2 separate regions of the Homo sapiens genome follow, and region 1 is linked to region 2. A link is a contact called in ENCODE Hi-C or POLR2A ChIA-PET data. All regions are on one chromosome and are shown on one strand. The core of a region is the stretch at or near the end of the contact, and the rest is flanking DNA. Distances in the headings are between cores, read along the strand shown. Region 1 holds the start of MAGEF1 (MAGE family member F1). Region 2 holds the start of PSMD2 (proteasome 26S subunit ubiquitin receptor, non-ATPase 2).

Region 1 (4,984 bases), core at 303-2,802, 410 kb after region 2:
GGGGCTAGACACCAACCAGCTATTTTTTTCCCCTGGAACCAGATCATCATACTGCTGAGTTCCTTCAAACCATCAAAGTACAGCCTTCCTTCCAATGTTGCATAATCTGTTCAAAATCACAGTATAAATACAAAGTTCTTCCATCCATTTTACAAAACCAGCAAAACTCTACAATAAAATCCTACAGGAAAAAGTAGACCAATCTCATTTACAAACAGCATTTTAACAGTAATTATTAAATGTTACAAAACATAAGATACAAAATCTAAATCCTTAAAGTCACACGATTTCTACAGAAATAAGACCCTCGCCCCACCCATATTACTTATGACTCAGGACAGTAGTTCGTCCTCACGGGGACCCACTGGCCAACTTTTCACCAACCCTCACCAGAGGTGGATGCCGGCCCTAGCACTGGCCCTGGCCCTCATACTGGCTTCAGCTCTGGCCTTGGCTCTGGCCCTGTCGGCCTCGTCTGCTAGGGCCTCACGGTACTGCACTGGCCAGTGCTGCGGTTCCTTCTTATGCAGTTTGGCCACGAACCCCAGGACTTCCATCTTGCTGATTTCCAGGTTGCTTCGGGGACCCCAAGAGAATTCATATTCTGGTGGATTGGTGTGAGGCACCCGCCTGTAACTGAGATATCGCTGCTGCACAAAATCTTCCATAATAAGCCTCTTCGGATACCCAAAGAGGAAATGATACTTTGAGGGTTGCACCCCCAACCGACGCAGCATCTCCCAGACCTGGGCCTCCCTGGCGCTATTACCTCTCATATAGATAAGGCCCAGGATCATCATTAACAGACCCAATCTGGGGCCATCTCCTCCCAGATCCTCCTCCTCCTCCTCCTCCAGAGGTTTTAGTTTGTTGATCAGGATGTAAGTGTGGTGCTTGCGGTCAAACTGTTTCAGCTCAAAACCAAAGACATACCGCAGATGCTCTGCGGCCCTTGCGATGATGTCCGGGAACAGAATCTTCAAGTCTCCAATAACGTATTTCACCATCTCCGAGCGTGTGATGGGACTCTTCTTCTTGTCTTTCACCAGGAGGAACTGCACCAACTCCGCCACCGTCCGATTCAGCCGGCGGTAGGCCCTGCGCCTTGCCAAGGCTTTGGCCGCCAAGGCCCTCGCGCCTTTCCGGGTGAGGGCGGGCTCCGCAGCCCCCTCCTCCCTCCCGGCGCCAAGCTCCTCCTTGGGGCGCTCCTGCGAGGCGGTCGGGGCCCGGGTCTCACCATCATGGCCGCCATCCTTCTCCCCCTCGGCCTGCGGGACCGGGAGCCCCCTGCTCTCTGGTGTCTGCAACATGTTTTCGGGCAGGCAGGTGCAGAGCGCGTACACGGGCCGAGGGGTGTGGGAGCCGCCGCGCAAGCCCCGGGGGAGGGGTTGGACAGCGGCAGTGACGGCGGGAGTACAAGGAGCAATGGCAGCGGGAGCTTTGTGGCTGCTGGGCCGCACCGCACGGGAGTCAAACCTGCGGCCGCAACGCCGCCAGCAGCCGGAACCTGCGGCGCGCAGCCTCAGTCCGCGCCCGCGCGAGGGGCCACTTCCGGCCACCTCAGCCAGGACGGCGACCCTAGTGCCGCGCGCAGCCCCTCCTTTTCCGGTCCCTTCTGGGTTGGGGGTGTGCCCAGGCTGCTATAAGTGGAAATGCCCTGGAGGGTGGGGACGGGGGTGCGCCCTGTGACGGATTTTAGGCTTGAAAAGTCGGGGGCGGGGGAATGTAACCAGGACTCTCCCATCCAAGGCATGCAGACTGGGGAATGTTTCGGTGTACAAGAGATGAAATAGGGATGGAGTGCCCCCCACGTTCTTTCTGCAAGTGCCTATTTGTGAGTGTGTGTATCTGGGATTTTCAGTGCTTTACCGGGGCTCTTGTGCAGAGTGCACGGTGAAGGCTGCGAGGTAAGACTGTGCGAACCAATTAGTAAAGGATGCTAGGGAGACTGAAATTTATTCTGGACGTAAAGAGAAAATACTGCAGCGGGATTTAAGCAAGTGAGTGTCCAGACCAGATCTGTGTCTTCGGTTCTGGCGGTATTGTGGAAGATAGATTGGAGTTCGGCCGGCTAAAAGCTAGAATCCAGTTTGGAGGATTATTATAGTGCAAACTAGGAACTGGGACCCGGCCTATTTACTGGGTTGTATCCTCGGTGCCTAGAGCAGTGCCTGACACGGAGAGGAACTCAATAAATATTCAATGGATCATTATGATGAGGGAGTAAGGACAGCAGATTCCATGGGGATAAGAGGAAAATACTGAGAAGTACAGCAGGAATAGGGACTGGTTGGAAGAAAGGGGAAGTTTGTTCTTTTTTTTTTTTTTTTTTGCGCAAGTCAAATTTGACTACTCCCATGTATTTCTTTTCTTTTTCTCTTTTTACACACTCTGAGCTTTCTTCTGCTTCTTGCTCCTTCCTTCCTTCTTTCCTTCCCTCCTTCCTTCCTTCCTCCCTCCCTTCCCTCCTTCCCTTCCTGCCTTCCTTCCTTCCTTCTTTCCTTCCTTCCTTCCTTCCTTCTTTCCTTCCTTCCTTCCTTCCTTCTTCCCTCCCTCCCTCCCTTCCTTCCCTGTCAGAAATGCCCTCTCTATCACCTCCATTTCTCCAAATCCTGTCCACTATTCAGGGCCCAGTTTAAACATCACCTTCCCAAGCCTTCCTTAGTCACCACGCATAGAAGTTATTTACTGTCATCTCTGAATCACCTTAGCAATTGTTAACATCCACATATATAGGCTTTATTAGGTGCCAGGCTCCGTTCTAATCACTTTTCAAATATTAATTCATCAGATTCTCACTAATGTAGGTACTAATACCATCATCCCCATTTTATAGATGATTGTATCTTTTCTGTGACACAGTTTGCTACTTACTAGCTATGTAATCTTGGGCAAGTTACCTAAACTTCTGCCCTTCTGTTACCTTATCAGTAAAATGAGTATAATAGTAGTAACAGCATTGTGGAGATTATGTGAAGTAATGCACATAAGCATTTAACACAGTGCTTGGCACATATTGATATTCAATACATGTTAGCTGTTAATTAATGCATATTTTTATATGCAATATACAATATTAGAATTGCAAGATGAACTGTCCTGGAATGCCTAGCACTCTGTGGAGATGCGGAGGAGGTGTCCTGGGACATAGCACTGAACCGGGTCAGTACTCACCCATTCTGTGACCTTGTACAGGATGCTCAAACACCCTGGGCCACTTTTTTCTGATACTGTAGCCCTGCTAGGTAAGTGGTATTAGCCCCATTTTCCAGGTGAGGTTACACACAAGGAGGTTAAGTAACTTGCCCAACATCACACAGCTGGGATGTGAACCCATATAGTATGACTCCAGAGACTGTGCTCTTAACCACTACATTCATAGATGTTAATTATTATTATTATCATTTACTATATTTTGTATTATAATTTGTTGTGCTTATCTTATTACCCTCCCCAAACCAAACATCCTAAAAGCTAGGGCTATGTTTTTAACTCTTTTGAAGAGCTTCTCTTAGTCAATACTCGATATATAATTGCCAATGAATAAATGACAGAAGGCTTTACTTTTTTCCCTAGGAAATAACAGTTACTTATTTTAAGTAAATATCTGATAGACTTTTCTAAATCTAAATATGAAATCTTCCTTTTAAAAACTTTTGAAAATTTATACCCACTTGTATCATATGACTTACAAACCTGGAAGTATGTGAATGAAGCAGGAGAGGATGTTTATTATAGCCTAGCTTGAGGCTATTATTAGTTTTCATTGTGCCAAACATTCTATGTACAATATAATTTTGTCCTCACAAATCCCTATTAAGAAGGTATTATTATCCACATTTACAAATGGGAAAACAGTCACAGAGAGGTTAAATCACCTGCCCTGAACCACCCATCTGTTAAGTGCTAGACAAGAAATGAAAACCCAGATCTGTAAACTCTGAAGCAAGACTGCCTGGTTATCTGTTTTTCCTGAAGGTAGAGAGAGCCACCCATACCTAAAAGGACAGTGCTAGAGATAAAATAGTCCACTTACATATTTTCCTCACTACAAGGATTGCCAGGGAGATATGCAGGAGATACATGCACGGAAAGGAGCATGCAGAAGATATATTAAATGAAAAGAATTTTGAGGGACAAATCTGTGGTAATAGGGCTGGATTTTAAGAACTGAATAAATGACGATACTACTCATAAGAAGGAACAAACTACTGACACAATGTGAATGAGTCTGGCAGATATGTTGAGTGACAGATGAAAGATACAAAAGATTATACGTATAATATGATTCCATTTATCTGATGTTCGAGGCAGGATAAGCTAATCTATGGTGATAGAAATTAGGACAGTGGAGGCCTGGGGTGGTGTTGACTGGAAAGGGGTATCCAGGAACTTTCAGTGGTGATGGCAACGTTCTGTGTCTTGATTTGGATGTAGGTATACATTTGTCAAAACTTGTGAAACTGTACGCTTAATAGCTATGCATTTCTTTTCTTTTCTTTTCTTTTCTTTGCGACAGGGTCTCACTCTGTTACCCAGGCTGGAGTGGTGCAATGGCACAATCTCAGCTCACTGCAACCCCTGCCACTGCAACCCTTGCCTCCAGGTTCAAGTGCTTCTCTTGCCTCAGCCTTCCAAGTAGCTGGGATTACAGGCACCTGCCACCACACCTGGCTGATTTTTGTATTTTTAACAGAGACGGGGTTTCACCATGTTGGCCAAGCTGGTCTCAAACTCCTGACCTCAAGTGATCTGCCTGCCTCAGCCTCCCAAAATGCTGGGATTACAGGTGTAAGCCACCATGCCCAGCCAGGTATGCATTTCATAGTGTATGAATCATACCTCAAAATTTATAAAAATAAAAAAGGATTTTAAAAAATGAACAGCCCTTTAGGTATGGGAGGAGGCGAGGAGTAAGAAAGGTGAATGGACTCTGCATTACCACTTGCCGATCGCTAGATGTTACCATGTTACAGTGGAAGGA
Region 2 (4,419 bases), core at 1,920-4,419:
CTGTCAGGCTGAGTATGCGTATGTGATATGCTCTGGTGTGTCCAGGCAGAAGGGGAAATAAGGGATGGTGCTCCTCGGTGGACACAGGGAAGCAATTATAGGTAAAGTGCTAGGCCATCCCTTATGCAGTCCCATTGGTAAGTCTAACTAATTCCCATCCACAATAAGCTAACATATGCCAAGAAGTATGATTTCACACCCTTGATAGCACTTTGGAAATGTCCGGGTGGAAGAGAGTCCCTCATAAAAATAAGCACAGTTTTCTGCAGGATTGGAGGTCCTATTTTTTTTTTTTAATTAAAAAAAGCAGGCTGGGCGCAGTGGCTCATGCCTGTAATCCCAGCACTTCGGGAGGCTGAGGTGGGTGGATCACTATGTCAGGAGTTCAAGACCAGCAGGAGAATCGCTTGAACCCGGGAGGCGGAGGTTGCAGTGAGCCGAGATCGTGCCACTACACTCCAGGCTGGGCGACAGTGGGAGACTCCATCTCAAAAAAAAAAAAAAAAAAAAAAAAAAAAAAAAAAAAAGCAGTTTTAGTGGGTCTATCATGATTTACAAATGGAGAAACCTCATGATTTTCCAGTGCCTAGTTCTGGCCTCCAAAGACAGCTCCCAGTGGGTTGTTATTATACACAAAGATGGCCTGAAGATGAATGCAAAGCCATTCATTCATTCATTCATTCCGCATGCATGCATTCTGCAAATATTTATCAAGGCTCACTACAAGCCAGGCGCTAGGCTGGAGGCTAGGAGCATAAAGATGAATAAGACACAGTTCCAGGCCGGGCGCAGTGGCTCATGCCTGTAATTCCAGCACTTTGGGAGGCCAAGGCAGGCAGATAACTTGAGGTCAGGAGTTCAAGACCAGCCTGGCCAACATGGTGAATCCCCGTCTCGACTAAAAATACAAACATTAGCGGGGTGTGGTGGTGCATGCCTGTAGTCCCAGTTACTTGGGAGGCTGAAGCAGGAAAATCACCTGAACCCGGGAGGCAGAGGTTGCAGCAAGCTGAGATCATGCCACTGCACTCCAGCCTGGACGACAGAGCGAGACTCCGTCTGGAAAAAAAAAAAAAAAAGAAGAAGGAAGTCATGGATAAAGAGGAGTTTTAGAAAAAAATCCCTCTACAGATGACTGAAGAAAGCATGAAAATGTATGGACACCGTGAAGCCAGAGATAGAATAGGCAGAACAGTTATGGACTGTTGAATTTTTGTCTGCAGACCAGCGCTGGGGGAGTCATTGGCAATGGCAATGGAAGGTCATGCCTAGAATCCAAGCACTGAGTGGAAAAGAGCAACAGGTATTTAAAATGGATTCAGACCTTTACTTCCGTATCTACACAAACATTTACCCAACATTCACTCTGTGATATGTTGTACTAGGTGTCTTTTTCTTCAATGTGTCAGAACCCATAAAATAAGATTGCTAGAAGACTCCTGAGTGTTCCCACTAGGTGAAAGGGAGAAGAGATACTTCCTTTTTTCTCACCTTACACGCACACACACACACACACAGCTGAAGAAGAAACTCTGGGGTTTGCCTAAAACAGTCAAGGGCTTTGAAGACTGAAAGACTGAGCTTTAAATTTTGATTCCGCCGGGCGCGGTGGCTCACGCTTGTAATCCCAGAACTTTGGGAGGCCGAGGCGGGCGGATCACCTGAGGTCGGGAGTTGGAGACCAGCCTGACCAACATGGAGAAACCCCGTCTCTACTAAAAATACAAAAATTAGCCGGGCGTGGTGGCACAAAAATTCAACAGTCCATAACTGTTCTGCCTATTCTATCTCTGGCTTCACGGTGTCCATACATTTTCATGCTTTCTTCAGTCATCTGTAGAGGGATTTTTTTCTAAAACTCCTCTTTATCCAGCTACTCGGGAGGCTGAGGCAGGAGAATCACTTGCACCCGGGAGGCGAAGGTTGTGGTGAGCCGAGATTGCGCCATTGCACTCCAGCCTGGGCAACAGGAGAGAAACACTATCTCAAAACAAATAAATAAAATAAAAAATAAATCCTCATTTTACTACTTGATATGATCTTCTCTGTAAAATGGACCTAACCCTACCAATCTCAAAAGATTGTAAGAAGTGCATGGAATCACTCGAAAGCAGTCCTGACATAAGCGCGTCAGTCACACGCCTCTAAGGCTTCACAGGGAAAGACGAGAAGATAGAGGACGAAGACCTTGTCTTGTTCTGCTTTTAGCTCCAGAACTTGGCGGGGAGCACAGGGCTTTATTGATCGATGTCAACTCCACCTGGCTCCCCAAAGTATTTAAAATGGTAGCCACGGGAATAGCAGAGTACTCTCTTTCAACTGGGGAGGAATATCAAATGAGGTTAATAGGCCGGGCGCGGTGGTTCACACCTGTAATTACAGCTCTTTGGGAGGCTGAGGCGGGCAGATCACTTGAGGTCAGGAGTTCGAGACCAGCCTGGCCAACATAGTGAAACCCCCGTCTCTACTAAAAAATACAAAAATTAGCTGGGCGTGGTGGCGGGCGCCTGTAATCCCAGCTACTCGGGAGGTTGAGGCACGAGAATCACTTGAACCTGGTAGGCGGAGTTTGCAGTGAGCCGAGATCGCGCCACTGCACTCCAGCCTGGGCGAGAGAGCGAGCCTCCTTCTCAAAAGCAACAACAACAACAAAACCAAATGAGGTTAATATTCCACAGTGGTGTGGGGCTAGACACAGTTACACAGACTTTATACAGGCGGCAATCAAGCGTCCTGGACGTCAAGAAATCTAGTTTGTCTGTCGCGCCACGCAGTCAACTGGAGTGTCACTGTGGGTTCTATTTACACCGTTATGAGAAAAACCTGTGGCGGAGTAAAACTCGGTAACTCCGCTCGCAGACCGCCCATCTACAGCAGTGAGCGAACCCAAACCCCACACGGCCAAGTCCCGCGGGTTTCAGGAAACTCCGAAGAGGTCGGGGGCCAGGGGCGACTATGGCGCGGGGGAGGCTGGGAATTGTAGTCTCCACCTGCCTCCGAGGGCGGGGTCCGAGGGCGGGGCTCTCAGGCCGAGGGGGTGGGTGGGTCGCCGAGCGCCCCGGCTCGCCCCGGCGTTTCCGGTCGCAGGCGGGCTCTGGAGGAGGAGGGGCGCCGCGACCGACGCGCGCGAGTTGGTCTGGGAAAAAGGGCGGTGCGAGCGGGTGCGCGCGCAGCGGGCCGGCAGTGGCGGCGGAGATGGAGGAGGGAGGCCGGGACAAGGCGCCGGTGCAGCCCCAGCAGTCTCCAGCGGCGGCCCCCGGCGGCACGGACGAGAAGCCGAGCGGCAAGGAGCGGCGGGATGCCGGGGACAAGGACAAAGAACAGGAGCTGGTGAGGCGCGACCCCGAGAGTCGGCGAAGGAGGCTGCGGGGCTGAGTCACGGCGGCTCCGCAGGCCTCAGGCCCGACACCCAACTACCCCACCGCGCCAGGGAGAGGGCGGTTGGGGCGACCCTCGGGACTCCCGGCACCTTGCCTCTCTGCTCCTCATTCTCCGTTCCGCGCTGTCACCTCCGCCGTCCCCACCAACCCTCACCACCGCCGCGTGAAGTGGACTCGGGCAGGTCATTGTCACCTCCGTTTCCTAGAGTGGCATTCAAGTAGAGCCTGATTCAGAACCCAGGCTGATTTCTCACCAGGGCTTCCCATTCCCACTCGGTTTCCTTGTCCACCTGGCCCCTCCTAAGGAGGCAGGCTTATTCTTCACCTGCCCCGGGTAAGTGGGAGGAGGACGTCTTTGGGATTCCTTCTCTTCATGAGCTGCTTCTCCCAACCCTCCAGTCTGAAGAGGATAAACAGCTTCAAGATGAACTGGAGATGCTCGTGGAACGACTAGGGGTGAGTCACGATGTTAACATGATTCGGTGCATGTTTGGATCTTTCCCACTTGTTTTATTCTTTTTTGAGGCAACTGCTATGTACGGTGGACTGTATTTTAGGGTCAGTGTTATGATGATGTTGGGAGGCAGGAGAGTTACAAAGGGTATTTGTACAGTTTTGCAGCTTTCTCTTGTGGGAGAAGCAGAGTTCTTACCTCTTAACTTGGGTCATTTGTTTTTGTGCCAGGCAGGGTGCAGGGAGTTGAGGAATCACAGATGAATGAATAAGACACAGCATTTCCTTGGAGGAGTTGTTAAGTTAAATATCTCTGTATTATGACTTGAAGGGGTGTGACTCCTTTTTGTCTGAGCCCTGTCGTCTCTTGATCAGGAGAAGGATACATCCCTGTATCGACCAGCGCTGGAGGAATTGCGAAGGCAGATTCGTTCTTCTACAACTTCCATGACTTCAGTGCCCAAGCCTCTCAAATTTCTGCGTCCACACTATGGCAAACTGAAGGAAATCTATGAGAACATGGCCCCTGGGGAGAATAAGGTAAAACTGTTTCAAACCTGGTGGAGGCCTAGTTTAGGAATTCCTT

What was found. A loop is a pair of places that touch in the nucleus more often than their neighbours do. ChIA-PET counts read pairs that join two places held with the same protein, here RNA polymerase II (POLR2A). Pooled maps may share reads with other maps.
Region 1: a map of CD4-positive, alpha-beta T cell shows a loop between it and region 2 (7-fold over the local background). The contact joins the promoter of MAGEF1 here to the promoter of PSMD2 in region 2. A Hi-C loop is called at or near these places in 1 of 168 maps with a recorded cell type or tissue (CD4-positive, alpha-beta T cell), 4 of 37 single-sample maps with no recorded cell type and 8 of 50 pooled maps. POLR2A ChIA-PET finds 5 or more read pairs at or near these places in 1 of 52 experiments (K562).

What each region holds. Positions count from the first base shown.
Region 1 is chr3:184,710,512-184,715,495 of GRCh38, forward strand. It overlaps MAGEF1 (MAGE family member F1), which reads right to left and starts at 1,553. Exons shown (of 1, transcript NM_022149.5): 1 at 1-1,553. The coding sequence starts at 1,310. The coding sequence ends at 387. It overlaps LOC107986163 (a long non-coding RNA gene), which reads left to right and starts at 1,732. Exons shown (of 5, transcript NR_160768.1): 1 at 1,732-1,907; 2 at 4,520-4,984. RefSeq lists an enhancer at 753-812.
Region 2 is chr3:184,296,072-184,300,490 of GRCh38, forward strand. It overlaps PSMD2 (proteasome 26S subunit ubiquitin receptor, non-ATPase 2), which reads left to right and starts at 3,170. Exons shown (of 21, transcript NM_002808.5): 1 at 3,170-3,330; 2 at 3,780-3,836; 3 at 4,209-4,373. The coding sequence starts at 3,196. RefSeq lists a silencer at 2,838-3,177.